2 separate regions of the Homo sapiens genome follow, and region 2 is linked to region 1. A link is an interaction called in ENCODE POLR2A ChIA-PET data of the cell type or tissue named here. Cell type or tissue: MCF 10A. All regions are shown on one strand. Links, peaks and the distances in the headings refer to the core of each region. The heading gives the core; the rest is flanking DNA. Region 1 overlaps TUFT1 (tuftelin 1). Region 2 has its middle 9.7 kb from the start of MRPL9.

What was found. ChIA-PET counts read pairs that join two places held together with the same protein. Peaks named below come from ENCODE experiments on the same cell type or tissue, not always from the same donor. Only the 100,000 strongest peaks of a DNase experiment are listed, where the experiment ranks them.
Region 2: POLR2A ChIA-PET joins it to region 1 with 5 read pairs; 6 of 35 experiments call an interaction of 5 or more read pairs at or near these places.

The regions. Positions count from the first base shown.
Region 1 is chr1:151,543,086-151,554,320 of GRCh38, reverse strand. The region is part of intron 1 of TUFT1 (tuftelin 1); the gene reads right to left. It overlaps MIR554 (microRNA 554), which reads right to left and starts at 8,525; the gene lies at 8,430-8,525. RefSeq lists an enhancer at 6,875-7,393. In MCF 10A, for the core only: no CTCF peak of the experiment used is centred there; DNase peaks (open chromatin) are centred at 5,300 and 6,990.
Region 2 is chr1:151,748,207-151,759,441 of GRCh38, reverse strand. It overlaps the pseudogene RPS11P3. Among named protein-coding and RNA genes, the nearest start is that of MRPL9, 9.7 kb to the left of the region's middle. In MCF 10A, for the core only: no CTCF peak of the experiment used is centred there; no DNase peak of the experiment used is centred there.

The DNA of each region.
Region 1 (11,235 bases), core at 3,180-7,179:
TATAAAGAATTCCTACTAAACAAAATGATTAACATGGGATCCTGGACTGAATCCTGGATCAGAAAAAAGATATTAGTGGAAAAAGTGGTGAAACCCAGATAGTCTACAACTTTGTTAACAGCATTGTACCAACATTAATTTCTTTATATGACAAACGTGCCATGGTGACATAAGATGTTAACATTGTGGGAAAACTGGATGAAGGGTATATAAGAGTTCTCTGTACTACTTTGCAACTTTTCTGTAAATTTAAAATTATTTCAAAATAAAATGTTTACTTAAAGAAAGAAAGGGAGACAGCCAGCCAGACATGCAGCCCAATAGAAAAACAGGCAGAAGATGCCAACAGACACATCATTGTGAGGATACCCAAACAGTCATTAAACATATGACAAGGGGTTCAACTTCATTAGGCATTATCAAAGAGCTGGAAAGTAAAACCACAAAACAATGCCACAAAATACCTATCAGAATGACTAACATGAAATGGATAAAAAAAAAATACGAAGTGTTCAGCAGATGTGGAACAACCGACACTCTGAGACACTGATGCTGGGATTGCGCAGCAACACAATCGCTGGAAAATTCAGAAGCATGGACCAAAGATAAACACAAAAGTACTCTAAGGCACAGCAATTCCACCACTAGTTACTCTACCCAACAGAAATGCAAATGTAGGATCTCAGAATATGATACCCCAAAATGAAGACCTCGGAAGAAAAAAGTTTTCTCTGACTTTCTCCTGACCTCTTTTCTGGCCTTTCATTCCTCCCCTCCCCATCCCGGGGCTAGCCATAGAAACTAGAATCCCTCTTCTCAAGGTGGGTCATAGAAACCAGAACCCCTTTTCCCCAAAGCCAGCCATAAAACCTAAAAATATTACTCTGACTTTCCACCTCTCTTTCTATTAAAAGCTAGCTATAAAGAAATTATCTGGCCGGGTGCAGTGGCTCATGCCTGTAATCTCAGCACTTTGGGAGGCGTGGGCAGATCACGAGGTCAGGAGTTCGAGACCAGCCTGGCCAACATGGCGAAACCCCATCTCTACTACAAATAGAAAAATTAGCCAGGCGTGGTGTCAGGTGCCTGTAGTCCCAGCTACTCAGGAGGCTGAGGCAGGAGAATTGCTTGAACCTGGGAGGTGGAGGTTGCTGTGAGCCAAGATCGTGCCACTGCACTCCAGCCTGGGGACAAGAGCAAGACTCCATCTAAAAAAAAAAAAATTATCTGACCCACCTTGCTTGATCTGAAGTCATAAGACCCCCATTCCAGAGAGGGCCCTGTCTCACACCTGGAAGGAATGCTTAGAGAGGTCAAGAAGAATCTAGACAGACAGGCCTTGCTGGGTTTCCCCATTTAGTCTCTCAGCATTAGATCATACCCTTTTTGTCCAATCATATTTCTACACAGCTGCCTATACTTTTTCAAATCTAAGAATGGACTGCTTCTGATTCAGTAAGGCTAGCTTTTAAAAAATAATAAAAATTGAAAATTTAAAAATAATGGACGTTTTCCTCTGTATATTTGGGTCTTCATTCAGAAGGTTCCTATGTCACCTAAAACTATGATCAAATAAATCTGTATGCCTTTTTTTTTTTTTTTTTTTTTTTTTTGAGACAGAGTCCCTCTCGCTCTGTCGGCCAGGCTGGAGTGCAGTGGCACGATCTCGGCTCACTGCAACCTCCACCTCCCGGGCTCAAGCAATTCTCCTGCCTCAGCCTCCCAAGTAGCTGGGATTACCGGCGTGTCCCACCACACCCAGCTAATTTTTGTATTTTTAGTAGAGATGGGGTTTCACCATGTTGGGCAGGCTGCTCTCGAACTCCTGACCTCAGGTAATCCACCCGCCTCGGCTTCCCAAAGTGCTGGGATTAAAGGCGTGAGCCACCGCGCCCGGGCCTTTTTCCCTATTTTCTTTTGTCAGTGATTTTCAGCAAAACTTCCGAGGGTGAAGGAGAGGCTTTCCCTTTGCCCTGGCACATACATATGTTTCCCATAAAAGCATGTATACTAGAAAGTTCACAGTAGCATTTTTCAAAATAGCCTCAAACCAGAAATTACCCACATGTTCAGCAAGAGTAGAATAAATTGTAATATATTCATACAATGGAACTTTGTACAACAATGAAAAAGAATGAAGCACTGTACATGCAACATCAGTAAATCTCACAAAGATGTTAAGCAAAAGAATCCAGACACAAAAGTATACTGTATGATTCCACTTATATAAAAAGCACAAAAATAAGCAAAACTAATATAATTTGCACTTTAGAAGTCAGGATAGTGGTTACCCTTGAGGTGGAGGTAGGTGGTAATTAGAAGGGGACATGAGGGGGCTTCTGCAGTGCCCGTAATGATTTGTTTCTTGATCTGGGTGCTGCTCACAGGAATGTGTCTAGTTTGTGAAAATTACTTGACTGGACATTTGTGATGTACATATTTTTCTGTATATATGTTACTATTAAATGTTTTTAAAAACAAAAAGTCAAAAACTCCTTATTATGGTATTAGAGTCCCCTTATGATCAGGACCATCACAGTTTATACCACATAAAATGTTTTGACTCCCTCCAGTACCCCAATGTACCCTGCACTCTATCCCCAACTTTTTCCTGATCCAATTGTAGAAGGCATCCAAAGCCAAGTCTGTTTCTGCTAACGGGTCTTCCAGTGCAATACGTGCTCCCACCTCCCCAGAGGTGCGCATGTTGCTTTCTCCGACCGGGGTATCCTCTCCTCCCTTGCCTCCTTGGAGAATTCCTGCTCAGCCTTCAAGGTATCTCCTCTCTGAGGGTCCGACCCTTATCCCAGCACTCCTCCCTCAGTCAGAGCACCTACTGCAACCTACATATCCTGCACTTTAACAAGGAGCCCATTCTTTTGTAACAATTCATTCATCTCCCCCGAGAAAATCATAAGCTCCTTGAAGACATGGATAGCTTATTTAGTACAATGGCTGGCCTAGAATAGGTTCTCAAAAAAATATGTTGTTGCATGAGTTCCAGGTGATATGTTCAGGGATTTTCCCAATTCCCTTTGAGAAACTCCAGCTCTTCAGTTTAGAGAAGCAGTATGGAATACTAGAAAAAGCAGACACAGAAAAGTAGCAGAGGAAGGTCAAGGAAAAACTGAGCAAAGACTAAGAAGGCAACTCTAAAAAGAAATAACAAGTGGCTAATGGAATAGGAAAGATGCTCAACCTCACCAGTAAAGGAAAAGGCAAATTAAAATGCTAATGAGCTATTTTGGGGGGATTTCATTACACTTATAGAAATATAAAGATAAGACATGTAGAAATATGTTCACAGTAGCATTGCATGCAATGGCAAAATACCAGAAACCACCCAGATGGCCCACTGACAAGAAAACAAATTTTTAAATTATATATTATTTTTGAGACAGGGTCTCACTGTGTTACCCAGGCGGGAGTGCAGTGGCATGATCATGCCTCACTGCAGCCTTGACCTCCCAGGCTCAATTGATCCTCTCATCTCAGCTTCCTAAGCAGCTGGACTACAGGCGTGCACCACCGTGCCTGGCTAATTAGAAAATGAATGAATAAACCCTGACATATTAGTACAATGAACTACTATTCAGCTGTGAAAATAAATGAACTATGAAACATGCATTGACATGAATAAATCTCAAAATAAGTGTTAAGTGAAAAAGCAAGCTGGGGCCAGGTGTGGTGGCTCACGCCTGTAATCCCAGCACTTTGGAAGGCCGAGGCAGGCAGATCACTTGAGGTCTGGAGTTTGAGACCAACCTGGTCAACATGGTGAAACCCCGTCTCCACTGAAAATATAAAAATTAGCTGGGCCTGGTGGTGCATGCTTGTAATCCCAGCTACTCGGGAAACTGAGGTGGGAGAATCGCTTAAACCCAAGGGGCGGAGGCTGCAGTGAGCCAAGATCACGCCATTGCACTCCAGCCTGGGTGACAGAGTGAGACTCTGTCTCAAAAAAACAAACAAACGAAAAAACTATTTGGGCCAGGCACAGTGGCTCACGCCTATAATCCCAGAACTTTGGGAGGCCAAAGCAGGTGGATCACCAGAGGTCAGGAGTTCAAGGCCAGCCTGGCCAACATGGTGAAACCCCGTCTCTACTAAAAATACAAAACACTGGCCAGGTGTGGTGGTGGGCACCTGTAATCCCAGTTGCCTGGGAGGCTGAGGCAGGAGAATCGCTTGAACCTGGGAGGCAGAGGCCCCAGGGAGATAAGGAGAGAGGTGCAGTGAGCCCTGTGACACTCCTATAATAAAACATATAAAGAGAAGGAAAGAAAAAGTACTAAACTTGGCTAGGCATGTTGGCTCACGCCTGTAATCCCAGCACTTTGGGAGGCCCAGGAGGGCAGATCACCTGAGTCCAGGAGTTTGAGACCAGCCTGGGCAACATAATGAGACCCTGTCTCTACAAAAAGTACAAAAATTAGCCTGGTGTGGTGGTGCACACCTGCAGTCCCAGCTACTAGGGAAGCTGAGGTGAGAGGATCAATTGAGCTCATAAGGTCAAGGCGGCAGTGAGCCAAGACTGTGCCATGCACTCCAACCCAGGTGACAGAGCGAGACTCTGTTTCAAAACAAAGTACTAAACTTGAAGTCAGAGGCAGGATGTCTGAGTCCTGATTGATGACCATTAATCCTTGAGCAAATCACTTAATCTCTCTGGGCCTCAGTTTTCTGTCTGTAAAATGAGGGTGATAATTTCACAACCGACATTTTAGGAAGAGTAGATAGATGTGCAAGAATGATGTAAAAGTGATTTGCAAACCATACATCTCTTCACAAGGGTGAAGCAGCATTACTTTCCCAAGTAGCTCTGGAAAGTCTGCAAGGGAAGAGGGTGGATGAGGTAAATTGTCTAATGGAGCTGATGAAAAACTTAGGGCTCTCTCTGGCACCTCATCCTCCAGAACTGGAGAATGCATCTTAGTCAGCAAGGCCACAGACCTCGGCCTGCACCCCCAACCCAGAGTCAAGGAGCAAATCCTGGGGCTCCTCTCTGCCTGGTGCACTTAGTTGTTTTCTAGAGCAGGCTTGCATTTCCTCAGGACTATGAGCAGGCTCCAGGGAGCTTTAGGAACACCCCAAAAATATCCGGCAGGGGGGTCTCTACTGGGTACTCTAAAAGGCAAGATGAGAAGTGGAGCCTTCTTCTCTAGGGAAAAAGGAGCAGTACTAATCACAAGGTAAGCAGCCTCTAACCTCATAAACATTTTTGGGAGAAGCCCAGCTACCTCCAAATTATAGGCAGCCTCACCACTCTGTTCAAACAAATCTCCAACCCTGACTCACTCCTCAAAGCAGGGAGGGGGTAAACACATAGCTGAGGGGTTAGAGATCAAGACGCCACAGCAGAGATAAGGAGATAAACAGGGAGGCCCCAGGGAAATAAGGAGAGAGGTGCAGAGTTCTCACACCACAGGCTCATGTGAATAGGGAAAAGCCTGCGTTCCCCCAGCTCTCACTCCCCAGGTTTTACAGGGGTCACTAGGACTGGGTAGGAGTCAAGTGTAAGGTTCTTTCTAAGAGGAAGTAAAGGAAGTGGAGATTGCCCCTGAGCTGGAAACCAGCAACCTTAATTCATCTTCACCCTGTATCCCACTCTTCCCTCACTTTGCCCCTCAATCCCACCCACTTTCCCACCCCAAGTGTACATGGCCTCTCAAGCTGCTGGAGGAGCAGTCACTTCAGTTTCCCCACTTTGAAAAATGGGAGGCTGGGCACGGAGGCTCAAGCCTGTAATCCCAGCACTTTGGGAGGCCAAGGCAGGCGAATCACGAGGTTAAGAGATTGAGATCATCCTGGCCAACAGGATGAAACCCCATCTCTACTAAAAATACAAAAATTAGCTGGGCGTGGTGGCGCACGCCTGTAGCTCCAGCTACTTGGGAGGCTGAGGCAGGAGAATCACTTGAACCTGGGAGGTGGAGGCTGCAGTGAGCCAAGATTGGGCCACTGTACTCCAGCCTGGTGACAGAGCAAGACTCCGTCTCAAAAAAAAAAAAAAAAGAAAAGAAAAAGAAAAAAGAAAAGTAGGAATAGCCAGCCCCTTGTAACAATGGCACCCAAGTGATCAGGATGAAGGAAGTCCCATAAACTCAAAGAACAGAGCCGGATGGGATAGGTGGGTACCTACCCTCTCTACCCTCTCCTTGAGTGAGGCTCGCACCCGACTCAGCTCATCAGTCTCAGGTACATGGTCCTGCCTTCTGCAGTGCTGCCTAGGCCAGAGATGGCCCTTTGTGGAGTATGACACAAAGAATCACTCCCTTTCTTCCTCCCCAGATTAGCCAACAAAACAGGTGTTTGATTTTTATGTGGCTGCCTACCCAGAGGCATGGGCTGGACAGGCACTATGTAGAGGGCTCACCAGGGTTACTGTGAGGTGAAATGAGAAAAAGGATTTGAGGTGGCACCCTACATGGGGCAGCCTTTCTCATTACTTGGAGCCCTAACAAAGGAAAACACTAGGGCCTAGCAGTGACAGTGTGTCTGTAGAGGGAAGTGAGCTCCTGAACCAACTCTGAAGGAGACACCCACTTGCTAAGCCAGTCTCACTCTAGGACACCTGCCTAGCGACCAGCAAACCTGGAATGAAAGGGCAAGTTCCTCAGTGCCCCCTCTGCATCAAAGGGAGTGGCTCTGCCCTCTCTAGTCTCTGACTACCTGCTTAGTGATTTTTGCTTCTGTGCTCCCAGACCCAAGAAAACCACGTCTCTTTTCTTCCTTCATCGACTCATCCCCTTCTTACCCTATATTGTCTCCTCCACTTCCTGCCTCTGCTGGCCAGGCTTAAATCTGGGCCACCAGCCTTCCTGGCACATACCTATTTCCGCAACTGAACCTTCCCAACCCCTAGAAAACAAAGGTATTTCACAAGCCTCTGCACCTTGACCCAAAGAGGCATGCACCATAATTACTAGCAGGCAAGGAAGCTCATCCCACCTCTCTGAGCACACGTGTCTGGAACTGAAACCATCTGGGTGCACGCCCCCCTCCACCCTGGAGAACTATGGGCAAATGTTAGTGCCAAATGCCTGATGATGAGGTAACTCTCCTCGCTCAGAGGAGATCCCTCCTTCTCTGGCAAAGCCCAGCATTCCCCAAATTCCTGGCAGCCTTGGTGACATCAGAAAAATGCAGTGCTCCTGAAAGTAAGAACCTGGCAATAAATGGGAGAGATGGGATGGTGTGAGGAGAAATTTATGGGCTGAGTTTAGGACAAGTTTCATGAGTAGAAGGAACAGGCAGCCACCAAACTTGAAAGGCTCCTCTGCCCAGCAGTTTTTCCCCACACTCAGATGTCACAGAACCAGGACTTCCACATTTTAGAATACATTCAGTCCTCTGGAGTAAGCAGCAATGGCTACAGATGAATCCTCCTTTAAAATGCAAATATTCTGACCCAGCAATCCCACTCCTAGGTATTCCTCTCCAAGAGAAATGAAAATATATTTCCACACAAAAACTTGTACACCAAAGTTCGTAGCAGCATTATAAATGATAGCCAAAAAGTAGAAAGAACCCAAATGTCCACCAACATTTATCCATGACGAACACAGTTGTAATACATCTAAATAATGGAATATTATTCAGCCATAAAAAGGAATGAAGTACTGATTCACATTACAACATGGATGAACCTTGAAAACATCATTCTAATAAAAGATGCCAGTCACAAAGGATCACATACCGATGATTACATTTATATTAAATATCCACAATAGGTAAATCCATAGAGAAAAAAAGTAGACTGGTGGCTGCCTAGGGCTGAGAGAGATTGGGGGGAAATGGGGAGTGACTGCTAATGGGTCAGGATTTCTTTATAAGGTAAGGAAATGTTCTAAAATTGATTTATTGATGATTGCACAACTCTGTGAATGTACTAAAAACCACTGAGTTACATACTTTAAATGGGGTATATGAATTATATCTCAATAAAGCTGTTCATAAAAAATTATATGAAGCTCATGGTAAGGCTTCAATAAATCACAATTCTAATTTAAAAAATAAAAGAGAGTGAGGCTCTGGAAAGACTTGGCATTAAACTACTTGAGCTTCTGAGGTCCTAAAGGAATGTCACCTATTCCACAGTAAAGACAAGTCTTCAGATTGCAGCTGATAAAAAAATTCCAAGTCCACCCGGGTGTTGGAGAACCTCTCTGGCCAAGACAAATCCAAAAAAAGAAAAAGAAAAAGAGAGAGAGGATGAAAAAAATGCAAATAGTTCCCAATTAATGTAGATAAATTTTAAAATGCATTAAAGTAATGGTAAAGACAATAAAAAGATGCTGTAGAAAAAAAAAAAAAAGAAAAAAATGCAAATATTCGAAAGAAAGATAAAACTGATATATTACTTAAAGAAACCAGAGCAGCAGGGGACACCAGCTGCCTTGGTCATGAGGTCTAAAAAAGAAGAGGAAAGATGCCCAGAGAGAGATGCCAAAATATGAACCCTGACCCATCACCAGTCTAAGACCAGTACTGGCTGAGTCAGGACTAGCAAAGGTTACTCAGGTCTTCACCCTGGGTCTATCTGTAGGCCTTCCTCTCACCCCTGGGACTCTCCACTGGTTGAGGGACCTGGATCATCAAGGAAACGAGAAAGAAACAGGAATAAACAAAAGTCAGCATAATGAGGAGGAGCAAACCTTGCCCAAACCAGAGAGTTCCCAGACTCTTCCTCCATCCCTTGGCTGGTTGCTTATAGGAGGTTAAAACAGTCTAGTCTAAGCCAGTAGAAATAGAAAATAATAGCTAACCTCTGAGTACTTACCACATGCCAGGCACTGTGCTTCATATTTTATGTGTATTATCTAATTTAATCCTCACAACTACCTTATGAGAAGGGTGCAATTATTATCCCAGTTTTACAAGTGAGAAAACTAAGAATGAAGAAATTAAGTAATTTGCCTAAGTGAGCTTGGGCAAAGCAGACATCAAAGCCTGATTAGAGCCCACCTTAGTCAGATTCCCAGAGCCATGCTCTTTTTTTTGTTTGTTTGAGACGGAGTTTCACTCTTGTTGCCCAGGCTGGAGTGCAATGGCGTGATCTCGGCTCACTGCAACCGCCACCTCCTGGGTACATATGATTCTCCTGCCTCAGTCTCCCAAGTAGCTGGGATTATAGGTGCGCACCACCACACCTGGCTAATTTTGTATTTTTAGTAGAGATGGGGTTTTGCCATGTTGGTCAGGCTGGTCTCGAACTCCTGATCTCAGGTGATCCACCTGCCTCAGCCTCCCAAAGTGCTGGGATTACAGACGTGAGCCACTGCACTCAGCCCAGAGCCATGCTCTTGACCACAATGCTATTAACAGAAACTAGTTTATTACATTACCAAAAATTGTAATACAATTACACTGGGAGGATGGGAAGGAAGCATGTCAGGGGTGGGAGTATAGATTTTCCTATAATTCCTACAACAGAAGTCAATAGATGTCTAAAACTGATAAATCAATTAAAATCACTGTAAGCATATTATTTAGAAACATGGAGGTAAACACAAAACAGCTCAAAGAGTAGAAAGTGGTTACTTCCATGGAGCAGAACTTGGAGCAGGGGACTGCTATTTTCTTTTAAAAGCCTTTTGATATTATTGATACTTTGATACTTTAAAATCATGCACATATGTGATTTTAAATGTCCGAGATCACGTCGTTGCACTCCAGCCTGGGCAACAAGAGTGAAACTCCTTTGATAAAAAGTGATTTAAGAGGCCAGGCACGGTGGCTCACGCCTGTAATCCCAGTACTTTGGAAGGCCGAAGCGGGCAGATCATTTGAGGTCAGGAGTTTGAGACCAGCCTGGCCAACATGATGAAACCCCATCTCTAGTAAAAGTACAAAAATTAGCTGGGCATGGTGGCCCATGCCTGTAATCCCAGCTACTCGGGAGGCTGAGGCAGGAGAATTGCTTGAACCAGGGAGATGGAGGTTGCAGTGAGCCAAGATTGTGCCACCGCACCCCAGCCTGGGTGACAGAGTGAGACTCCATCCTCCCCCTCCCACCGCCCAAAAAAAAGGTGATTTAAGGCCAGGTGCAGTGGTGCACACCTGTAATCCCAGCACTTTGAGAGGCCGAGGCAGGAAGATTACTTTAAACCAGGAGTTCAAGACTAGCCTGGGCAACATAGTGAGAACCCATATCTACGAAAAATGAAAAATTAGCTAAACATGTTGAGTATGCCTGTGGTCCCAGCTACTTGGGAGGCTGAGGTGAAAGGATCCCTTGAGTCCAGGAGTTCAAGGCTGCAGTGAGCTATGATCACACCACTGCACTCCAGCCTGGGCAACAGAGTGAGACCCTGTCTCAAAAAAAAAAAAAAAAGTGATTTAAAGAAGGATGGAAAGAAGGAAGAGAGGGAAGGAGGGAAATGAAATCAGAGATCATCCATGGTAAAGTCTAATGTCATAGACATCTGTTCTTTTGCCACGCAGCTTCCATTCCCCTCCACTGATAACAACACTTGGGTCTTTGGAGAATCTCCTTCCATCACTGTAATCTGGGGGGGGCCTATCAGTCAAGGAACCCTGTCCTGCTCTGGACAACTGGGGGCCAAGGGACAATGGTACTCTCTCCCTGGAATCTTGAGCATAATGGTGCAGAGACCTAAAACAGCTGGAACCAATTCACCAATAGTAGTAAGCCTCCATCGTTCCACTTACCCAGGCCCCAGAACATCCTTGGTTAGGGCTTTCTAAGCTTTCCCTTAAATTCTGTGAACTGCTCTATTTCCTTCTAATAATTTCCTCATCTGCTTAGTTTAGCTGGAGTCATTCTCTGTTGTTTATAACCAAAGGAAGTTAATGGAAATATCTAGTAAAAAGGAGTTTGGTGTTTATTTGTTCTTTTATTTGCCAATATAACTTACCACAGTGGCTTGCAAAACTTTTCAATCTCAAAAACATATTTCACATCAAGACCCAGTAAACAAACACGTACATATATAATACACACACACACACACACACACACACACACACATATATATATAACTGAAATAAAAGTTCTACCAAAAATGTCTATCCTCACTAACACTCTAAGAGTGTTAATTCTATTTCTTTTTTAATACTGGTCTGACCTACTAAGTTGATCTCAGACCCACTACTGGTTATGGTCTGCAGTTCTGAAAAACACTGGCTCCTTGTACCTGCTGCATCTGCCTCCAACAATAAAAACATCCCAGAGAGTGTATTGGCCCTATGTCCATGTCCACATGTGATACG
Region 2 (11,235 bases), core at 2,438-6,437, 210 kb before region 1:
TCATCAATGTGAATAAGCACAATGGATTCTGCTTCTCTAAGACCTGAGTAAGGCCTAAGGGTAATTGTTGGAAAGCTGGGATGAAAGAAGCTTAAAAAGGGAACTTTTTTCCTTGAACCAGCTCCTGAAATTCTGAAAAAGAAGTTACCTTAATTTTCTAGACCAAGATTAAGATAGGGAGCTAGTCAAAAGGTAACTCTGGAATGGATGAATGGATGTCTTGATGGGAGATAAACGAAAGTAGATAGTTTTTTCCTTTTTCTTTTTCTTTTTTTTTTTTTTTTTTGAGACAGAGTCTTGCTCTGTCACCCAGGCTGGAGTGCAGTGGCATAATCTCAGCTCACTGCACCTCCGCCTCCCTGGTTCAAGTGATTCTCCTGCCTCAGCCTCCCGAGTAGCTGGGACTACAGGCATGTGCCACAGCACCCGGCTAATTTTTTATATTTTTAGTAGAGATGGGGTTTCACCATATTGACCAGGATGGTCTCAAACTCCTGACCTCATGATCCACCCTCCTCGGCCTCCCAAAGTGCTGGGATTACAGGCAGGCATGAGCCACCATGCCTGGCCTGAAAGTAGATAGTTTTCTGTAAGTTCAGAGTTTCATTAGTAGAAAAAAACATTCATTTTCAGGTGGATTGTGCCAAGGTCACTCAAATACAATGTGAGGTCATGCAGTTTAGGGTAGTAAAGATGGGATCATTGACTCCTTTGCTATCCATACCAGACATTGGTTTCTTTCCTATTTGAGCTCACCTACCACTCTGAGTCAGTTAAACACTTTCATCCCATCTCAGCTAATGAGAAAGTCTGTCATCAGTAGTTGCACTGATAACTATAGCCAACTTCATACTTGACAGAGCTCTGTAACTCAAGTGTGGCACTGGCACTATCTGAAATTTAGCATTTCTCCCCTCCCCACCCTTTTCTTTTCTTTTTTTTTTTTTTTTTTGAATGGGAAAATAACATTATTTCACATTAGGGAGTAGGCAGGCATCCAGACTCAGAACTGGAATTGCTTCTTGGTGGCATTGGGGACCATGAGCATGTTGAAGTGTACCATCTTGCTCATGCTGGTGCTTACCCAACCATGATGATGTTGCTGATCTGGACATCCCTGATGCAAGGGGATGGGTGCATGAACATGTTCTTGTGCTTCTTGAAGCAACTGTACTTACACATGTAGTGGAAATAGTCTTGGTGGATGATGTTGATCTTTTGCATCTTTTATCTTGGTCACCATGCCAGACAGGATCCACCCTCAGATGGAGATGTTACCAATAAAGGGCAATCAGTGTAAATATAGGTGCCCTCATAGCCTATTTGGGCATATTGAAGCCCAAACTGATTTTTTTTTTTTTTTTTTTTTTTTTTGAGATGGAGTTTCGCTCTTGTTGCCCAGGCTGGAGTGCAATGGCACGATCTTGGCTCACTGTAATCTCTACCTCCCGGGTTCAAGCGATTCTCCTGCCTCAGCCTCCCAAATAGCTGGGATTACAGGAGCCCACCACCACGCCCGGCTAATTTTTTGTGTATTTTTAGTAGAGACGGGGTCTCACCATGTTGGCCAGGCTGGTGTTGAACTCCTGACCTCAGGTGATCCACCCGCCTCGGCCTTCCAAAGTGCTAGGATTACAGGCATGAGCCACTGCACCCAGCCCCAGACTGATCTTATGGTCCTATAGGAACTTCTCATTGCCAGTATCTCCCAGCAGGACCCTCTTGTTTTGAAAGATGGTTGACTGCTTTTGGTAGGTACACTCAGTCTTGGATTTAACAGAACTTCCTGAAAGGTTTGAGCCTCCATTAACTTGCAGAGACCCCAGTATTTAGGAAGCGCTAATCTAGATTGAAGTAGATGCATACACTTCTGTACCCCAGTTAATCCCTAGTGAGTTGGGGACACCCAGAATTAACCCCCAAACTGAAGCACAGAGTTCTGCCATCCTGGACACGCTCCTGAGGTTTGGGGAGGACCTGCAGCCTCGGCATGAGCCCCAAGCCCACTGAAATTTGCCATTTCAATGATCCCCATTCCTATTGTCCTTGAAATGGTAGGCTAATTAAACACACACAGCATCTCTCAACATGACCATCACGAAACTCTCTGAAATTGAGCAACGAGCACACATTTCACACAGCTAACCTTAAAAAGCATTTAAATACCTGCCATAGGTTGAGTTCTTGGCAAAAACACTCTGTGTTGGAGATTCACATGCAGGAAGTTTATTGGGAGGAGTTATCTGCATCAACACCTATTGGGGAGTAAAGGCAGTAGAATTGGGTAGAGGGAGAAATTGAGCTGATGCAGTCTTAACAAACGCCTCAGTCAATCAGGAGCTCAAACTAGGATGGCTCTGCAGGATGCCCCAGTAGGGTAAGTGGGCTGGACCTTATCTCCCCACTTGACCAGGAAAGGGGTATGATCATGAGTGAGGTGGCTAACTTCAGCCAAAGGCGGTCCCTGGATGAGGCACAGGTGACAGCTGTCAGCATTCTTAGCAGCTTCAGTCCTCAAGGGGAAAATATGGGCAGCACACCACAGTCAACACTGCAGTCCACCCTTTGCACTGCTCAGACTGATTTGTTTCATTAGTTCTGGAATGGTTTCTTCAGGATTCTGATGGATCTCTTTCTGGGGAAACTTAAAAGAGGAAGGTCTGGAACAGGCCACAGCCTCTGCTGCTGTAGCTTGAGTTTGCAACTGGCATTCACCTCCCTTCTCTACTACCTATTGTTGATCTTTCCCCAACCCCCTTGAGGGGGTTGTACCTCTGGTTCACGTGGGTTACCAGATGAGGTACCTGGCCATCATGCCCTTCTCAGACTATGACTGCACTTGTTCATTTATCATCAAAATTGGGCAAGGAGAAACATACTCAAGTGGATGATCTGGGTGCCAGATATATTCTTCCCTGTCCCCACTGTGTAATAGCAGCCCCACCTCCTGATAATGACTCATTTCCTTGCCTTGTTTCTTGGTAGTGATTTGGAGTAATCTAGTGCCTGCCATAGCTTAAAGTTTAGTGAGATTCAGTGTGTTCACTGGTGCAAATATTCCCCTTCTGGGAACCAGGACTTCTAAACCCTTAGAGACCAGAGTTGGGATAGAAGGCACAGTTTCTTCAATTGGGTCACTGGGAGTGATGATAATGCGGGCTGCTCCTACACCCACCCTTTGTTCCCCAGAGCCATATATTTTCCTTAAGGATACACTATTCAATGGCTATTGGTCTCAGGTATGTACTGCATCATGAAGGATGATGCCTTCTCCTTACAGGTTATCATCTCCAATCCGGTGCCTTAGCTGTGCTTTTAACAAGCACTCTATCAGGGAGCAGCTTCTGCATAGTACGGTATGTGATTAAAGCCAATCCTACCATCATGTGCCCAGCATTGTACCTCCTTGCTATCAAGTGGGTCTCTTGGTTTGATGCAATGTTACACAAGATTTCAGGCCAATGGATCAAAATTTTGTAAACCTTTGGATGGTGTTGCTGACCGAGGCTGTGCAGGCAGGAAAGGCAAACCAGTACCCATAATATACATCAGTGCCCCTTCAAAATAGAACACTTCCCCTTCCAAGGTAGCAAGGATACAGTGTAATCAACTTACCACCAAGTGGCTAGACGGTTTCCTTGAGGAATGGTGACATCAGGCTAAGTGTTGGTCTCTGTTGCTGGCAAGCTGGACATTCACTGATGCAGTAGTTAGATCAGACTTGATGAGTCCATGACGTTGAACCCTTGCATTTGCTCCACCATGGCTCCTCCGTTCATTGATCACTTTGCCAGCATTGGGGTGCCAGCAACAAAGCCTGGTTAACATTATTTGGCTAAGTCATTCCATCTGCTTGGTTGGTACCTTTTCTGTGGTGGATGTTATCTGATGGGAATTAACCTGCAATACAAAAATCATCACACTGTATACCCATTCTCGGGTATGTTATGTTCCTTTTCCCCACACTTCCTTGTTTTTAATCTTCCAGTTTGCCTTCCAGGCCCATGAGTCTATATATATTCTTACTTCTGGCAGGTACACAGGCCATCTAAGTGGGGCCATAGTGCAGCCACAGTGTATTTCCAGCCTACTTTCACCTAATGAGACAACCAGTACATTAACCAAGCTCAGCCTTTTTCCTCTTCTGTCATCAGGTCATGAGGGATCTCCGATCCATGTGGCTACAGATGTAAACTGAGAAAGCACCACCAGTGCATCAATAGTGGGTGACAGGGCATCTGGGCACCTGCTTATGTAGCTCACTTTTGCCTTCCAGCCCTGCTTGTTCCCAATTCTACATATGCCACTTTCATTTTATGAAGGATGACCGGTCGACCCACCCAGCCTTATGACTTGTGGGTTTGACAGAACCCAGGTTATAATACATCATGACTTAACGTCCCATAGGTAAGCACATTGTCTCAACTAGTACTCGGTAGCATTCCAGGAGCTATCTTTTGAAAGGTATATAATGCTCTGTTTCAGATGGCATGGCATTGCTCCAGCACTATAGGGGGCTGTGTGTGACTTACTATTGGGATTTATCACGAACAGTATATGATCTTTTCTCACCACTGACACCTCTAATATAATATGGTGTCTTGTGATCCAAGCCGCAGGGCCATTTGTACCACAGTCTTGGCCTGCTACAGAGCTTTTACCTGCTCTGGGACCCACTCAAAGTTGGCAGGCTTTTGTGTCACGTATGATATTTGTGTCAAAGCAACATTTCCAAGTATGGAATATGCTAGCAATAGACCCCAAGACATTTGCAAGGCATTGTGCTTTTTAGTGGTGAGAAATACGAGATGCAAAATTTCTCCTTATCATCTTTGGAGGGAATGTCCTGGTATGCTTCAGACCACTGGACTTTTAAAAACTTCACTGATCTGGCAAGATCCTGAATATTTGTAGGATTCTTGCCCTACTATTTGAAGAAGATTTATCCTACCAAGGCCTCTGATACAGGTATCATTTCAGGTTCATCCTGTACAATTACCATGATGTCATCAGTGCAGTAATGGGATGTCCTATGGAATGTCCTAATGGTCCAGGTCCCTTCAGACTATATTATGACAGAGGCAGGAGAGTTTACATGGTCCAGAGGCAAAACTGGAAATGTATATTATTGCTCATCTCAGTGAAAGCAAGCTTTTATGATCTTCCTTTCTACAAGGATGAAAAAGGGTGCATTGTCCAGATCAATACATACCATGTAGGCTGCGTTAATCTTTTCCAGCAAAGATATCACATTTGGAACAGCAGATAGAATTAGCATTATTTGTTGATTGAGATTGCAGTAATCCATACTCATTCTCCAAGATCTGTCTGGTTTTAGCAGTTGCCAGACTAGTGAATTAAATGGCAATATGATGGGCACCACCACCTCTGCATTCTTTAGGTCTTCAAGCAGGGCACTAATGGAGTAATTTTTATTTATTATATTGGTCTGGAATGGTGGAGGCAGTTCCAGACACTTCATGTTGGCCTTCCTCACTATGATATTTCCTACCTCACAAACCAAAAAACCAACCTGGTGGTTCTGCCAACTGTCAAATATGTCTATTCCAACTGTCCATTAAGGACTCATGAAGTAACTACTAGGTGAGTCTGTAAACCTGGTAGACCTACTGAGAGTCAGAGCTGGAGCTGGAATACAATTATTACCTAGCCTCCACACCCTGCAACTCTAACAGAGGTCCATAATGGAGCTTCCAATCCTAGGGTGTCAATGTCAATGGACTCTATCCAACAGTGCTTTAAATGTTTGCATAGTCCTCTTTCTCTCCTGTGTCTTATGAAAATAAAAGGTCATAAGTCCCTGTGGGTTAGGATTGGGAAAATTACTACCTTATATACTTGTCATGGTGTCTCAGGGTCCTTTCTGCTAGAGACGTAGCCTCTTTAACAAGTTGTTTCCAGCTGAAAAATTGGCCCAAGAAGACTTCCACTTCTCCCAAGAAGGAAGTACAGCTACAGAAATTGCCTTCCCACTATACAACTATGAAACCAGATAAAATTATGAAAGAAATATTTATAGACAATGGAAAGCCAGTAGTGCAGAATTGCCTCAGCTTACTGCCTAGAGGCAGTTTCCTGCACTGCAGAGAGGGGAGCCGCAATAGAGTCAGCAGTCTCATTGAGTGGAGAAAACAGAGATTAGGGTTGGTGGAGAATGTGTTGGCTAGAAATTAAGAGGGAAGGCTGGGCATTGTGGCTCACGTCTGTAATCCCAGCACTTTGGGAGGCCAAGGCAGGCAGATCACCTGAGGAAGAGAGTTCGAGACTGGCCTGACCAACATGGAGAAACCCCATCTCTACTAAAAATACAAAATTAGCTGGGTATGGTGGCGCATGCCTGTAATCTCAGCTACTTGGGAGGTAGAGGCAGGAGAATTGCTTGAACCCAGGAGGCAGAGGTTGCGGTCACCCGAGATTGAGCCATTGCACTCCAGCCTGGGCAACAAGAGCGAAACTCCATCTCAAAAAAAAAAAAAAAAAGAAAAGAAAAAGAAAAAGAAAAAGGAAAGGAAAGGAAAAAAGGGAAAACACTGGAGATGAGGGAATGACACCGAGCGCTTTGGAGATCTGCCAAGAGGTCCCAGACCTTAAAACTTTGGCTGAATACTGATATGTACATTAATGAGGCAAAATTCCACAAGGCAGGGGGTTAAAATCAACAACAACAACAACAGAAAATGAAAGGCCAAACAATTCTCAGAACTTACACAGGATTGGGAATATTTTGTTTGTGTTCCTCACAGCCTATATGAATAGATCCTATAATACATGGGGCATTATATAGAGACTTTAAAAGGACTCAGTAGTGGACACTAGAATAAAGGCTACTCTGGAGCCACCATGCAAAGCTTGAAAACAAGCACTGATGATCGAACTGATACCAAGCATGCCAGAACCAAGTCCAACACTCATTAGAGAAATGCAACAAAACCTATCACTGAACAAAATAAAATTCCCAAGGTTTGACATTCAATTTAATATTATTGTACTGGATGTGGTGGCATGTACCTGTAGTCCCAGCTACTCAGGAGGCTGAGGCAGGAGGATCACTTGAGGCCAGGAGATTGAGGCTGTAATACAGTATGATCACACCCAAGAAGAGCCACTGCACTTTAGCCTGGGCAACACAGTAAGACCCCATCTCTTTAAAAAATGATTATAAAAAGAGATAAGAAAACATTACCCAGAACCAAAAGAAACAGTCCCAGAAATGTCAGAAATGGTGGGATTAGTAGACAGGACATTAAAAGAGATATAAATATGTGGTGTTGTTTTTTTTTTTGGAGATGGAGTTTCGCTCTTGTTGCCCAGGCTGGAGTGCAATGGCGTGATCTCAGCTCACTGCAACCTCCACCTCCCCGGTTCAAGTGATTCTCCTGCCTTAGTCTCCCCAGTGGCTGGGATTACAGGCACCCGCCACCATGCCCAGCTAATTTTTTTTAGTAGAGATGGGGTTTCACCATATTGTCCAGGCTGGTCTCTAACTCCTGACCTCAGATGATCCTCCCACCTCAGCCTCCCAAAGTGCTGGGATTACAGGTGTGAGCCACCGCACCTGGCCTGCATGTTCTTAAGAATTAAATAAAGGAAATGAAAGTAGACCCTTATTTCATACCATATATAAATATCAACTCAAAATGGGGAAAAGACGTATATATAAGACCGGAAACAGTAAAACTACCAGAAGAAAACACAGGGGGAAAGCTCCATGACATTGGTCTGAAAAATGGTTTTTTAGATATGAGCCCAAGAGCACAGGCAACAAAATCAAAAGTAGACAAACAGAATTGCATCAAAATAAAAAGCCTCTGCACAGCAAAGCAAAAAATCAACAGAGTAAAGAGACAACCTACCCAGTGGGAGAAAATATCTACAAACCATACATCTGACAAGGGGTTAATATCCAAAATATATAAGGAACTCTAACAACTCAATAGCAAGAAAGCAAACGACCTGATTTTAAAAATGGGCAACGGGCCAGGTGCAGTGGCTCATGCCTGTAATCCCAGCACTTTGGGAGGCCGAGGCAGGTGGATCACTTGAAGTCAGGAGTTTGAGACCAGCCTGGCCAACATGGTGAAACCCCGTCTCTACTAAAAATACAAAAATTAGCCGGGCGTGGTGGTGCGTGCCTGTAATCCCAGCTACTGGGGAGGCTGAGGCAGGAGAATCACTTGAACCTGGGAGGCAGAGGTTGCGGTGAGCTGAGATCGTGCCATTGCACTCCAGCCTGGGCAACAAGAGCAAAACTCCATCTCTAAAAAAAAAAAAGAGAAAATAGATTTTATGTGCTCTTACCACACACAAAAAATGATAAGTACAAGAGGTAATACATACGTTAATTAGCTAGGTTTAGCCATTCCACAATGTATGCATATATCAAAACATCATGTTGTACCCTATAAATATATGCAAGTTTTATTTGTCAATTAAAAAAAATAAAAACAGACCAAGTCAGGAGAAAAAGTTAAAAAAAGGAGTTTGTACTATTAACTTCACCAAGGCGTCAGAGGAGACATAGTATTTTAGTTCTGAACTTAAAAATATGTGAAACTAGGGGTTATAGAAATAAATATTTAGCCATTTTCCTAGTTGTCTTTTTGTAAAGGTTAACAGTTTCATACTGAATTAAATTTAAAATGAACATATTTAATCTATTTGTTAAATAATGTAAAGAAAAACAAAAATATAATGAGGAGAGAAATGGAAGGTATTTTTAAAAGACCAAAATGGAACTTCTTGAGATGAAAAATATAATATCTGAAATGGAAAATACACTGGATGGAACTTCTGCCTCTGGGAGGTTGGGGTAATGTACTTTGACCACTCCTAGAACAACCATAAACCCTGGAAATTATTTATTAAACGTAAGAAGACTTTGAAAGGTGGAGAAAAGAAAGCAGACTGGATAGAAACCTCAAGACCCAAGAAACACCACAGTGGTGAGTTCTCCGAGTTTTCCTTTTGCTTCATTTATTCCACACTTGGAGCTGAAGAAACCAGCAACCAGGAAATGTCAATGGGCACAGACCAAAAAGAAAAAGAAAAGCTCCAACAAAAGCCTGTTTCTGCTAGCCAAAGGCAAGGGGCAGTCTGCAAGACAGGAACTTTTAGCCATGCTACAGGGTGCCTAGATTAAACTTTATTCTGGGTGGTCTGTGAGGTGTTTCTGGATGAGATTAGCTTTTGAATCCATGGACTCAGTAAAGCAGATTACTCTCCCCGGTGTGAGTGGACATCATCCAATCTGTTGAGGGCCTGAATAGAACAGAAAGGCAAAGGGAGGACAAATGTCCCTGTTTTGCTTCCTACCTGCCTACTTGAGCTGGGACATCAATCTTCTCTTGCTCTTGGACTGGAATTTATACCACTGGCTCCCTTGGTTCTCAGGCTTTCAGACTCAGACTGGCATTACACCACGGACTTTCCTGGGGCTCTAGTTTGCAGATGGCAGATCATTGGGTTTCTCAGCCTCCATAATCACATGAGCCAATTTATACATATATTCCATTGGTTCTATTTCTCTGGAGAACTCTATTACCGTGGCCCTACCCCAACCCATGCCAAAACTAAGTGGGAAACCTAGACTTCCACTCTCTCAAGATTGTAACAGGCCACCCCAATACCCTTACTAGAGTGGTGTCACACAAGGCCAAGTAGGGAACTGGGACTTTTGTCCCAGCCAGCCAGTAATGAGCCCTCCTCTCTGTGTGCATGATGGCAATAAAGACCGTGGTGTCAGTGGGGAACCTGGATATCCATCTGGCAGAAATGAGGTACCCCTCTGCTTTTCTGCTCAGTTGGTATCAGAGGAGGCCTAGTAGAGAGTCAGGACTTTAACCATCACCCAGAGGTAATGAGGCCACCTCTACCACAGTATCAGTAGACACCATGTGGGGCTGGAACAAGCAGCCCTATCCAGCAGTAAGGAGGAGACCTGTCCCGCTTGAGTGTCAACAGAGGTACAGTGGGAAATCTGAACTTCTACCTTCACCTGGCAGCAATGAAATGACACCCCCTCTCATGCCAATGCAGTGACAGACAAAGTTAGTTAAAACAAAAGTTTTAAATTAAGATCCAAAGTCTTATAACATAATACAAAAATGTCCAGATCTCAAACTGAATGAAAAAAGACAATAGAGGTCAACACTGAGATGGCAGCTATATTAGAATATCTGACAAAGATTTTAAAGCAGCTATGATAGAAATGCTTCAAGAAGCAGTTATGAACACACTTGAAAAAAGTGAAAAACTATACAACTTCAGCAAAGAAATAGAAAGTATAAGGAAGAACCAAATAGAAATTTTAAAACTATAAAATACAATAAACAAATAGAAAAGCTCAGTGGATAGGCTCAATGCCAGAATAAAGAGAAGAAAGGGAAGAATCAGCATACCATAAGGTAGAACAATAGAAACTACTCAGTCTGAACAACGGAGAAAATAGAGTGAGAAAATGAATAGAGCCCCAGGGACCTGAGAGATGGTAACAAGAGATCTAACATTCCTGTCACTGGAGTCCCAGAAGAAGAAAAAAAGAAGGCAGGGCTGAAAAAGTACACCAAGAAATAATGACTGAGAACTTCCCAAGTTTGTCAAGAGACAAAACATAGTGATTCATAAACATAGTGATTCAAAAAGATGAGGAAGGCCGGGTACAGTGGTTCACGCCTGTAATCTCAGCACTTTGGGAGACAGAGGAAGGCAGACTGCTTGAGGCCAGGAGTTCAAGACCAGACCGGGAAATATGGTAAAACCCCATCTCTAAAAAAAACCAAACCAAAAAAACAAAAACAAAAACAACAAAAAAAAACCACACACACAAAATATTAGCCAGGTATGTTGGCATGCACCTGTGGTCCCAGCTGTGAGAGGATCACTCAAGCCCAGGAGGTCAAGGCTGCAGTGAGCTGTAATCACACCACTGCACTCCAGCCTGGGCAACAGAGTGAGTCTCTGTCTCAAAAAAGAAAAAAAAAGAAAAAATGCTGAGGAAACCTCAACCAAGATAAACCCAAATAATCTGTGCCAAGACACGTTAAAATTAAACTTCTGAAATCAGACAAAGAAAAAAAACTCTTGAAAATGTCACTATAAGGAAACAAACAATTCAGTGACAATGGATTTCTCATCAGAAATCATGGAGGCCAGAAGGAATTGGTACAATATTTTTCAAGGGCTGAAGGAAAATAGCAGTCAACTCAGAATTCTATA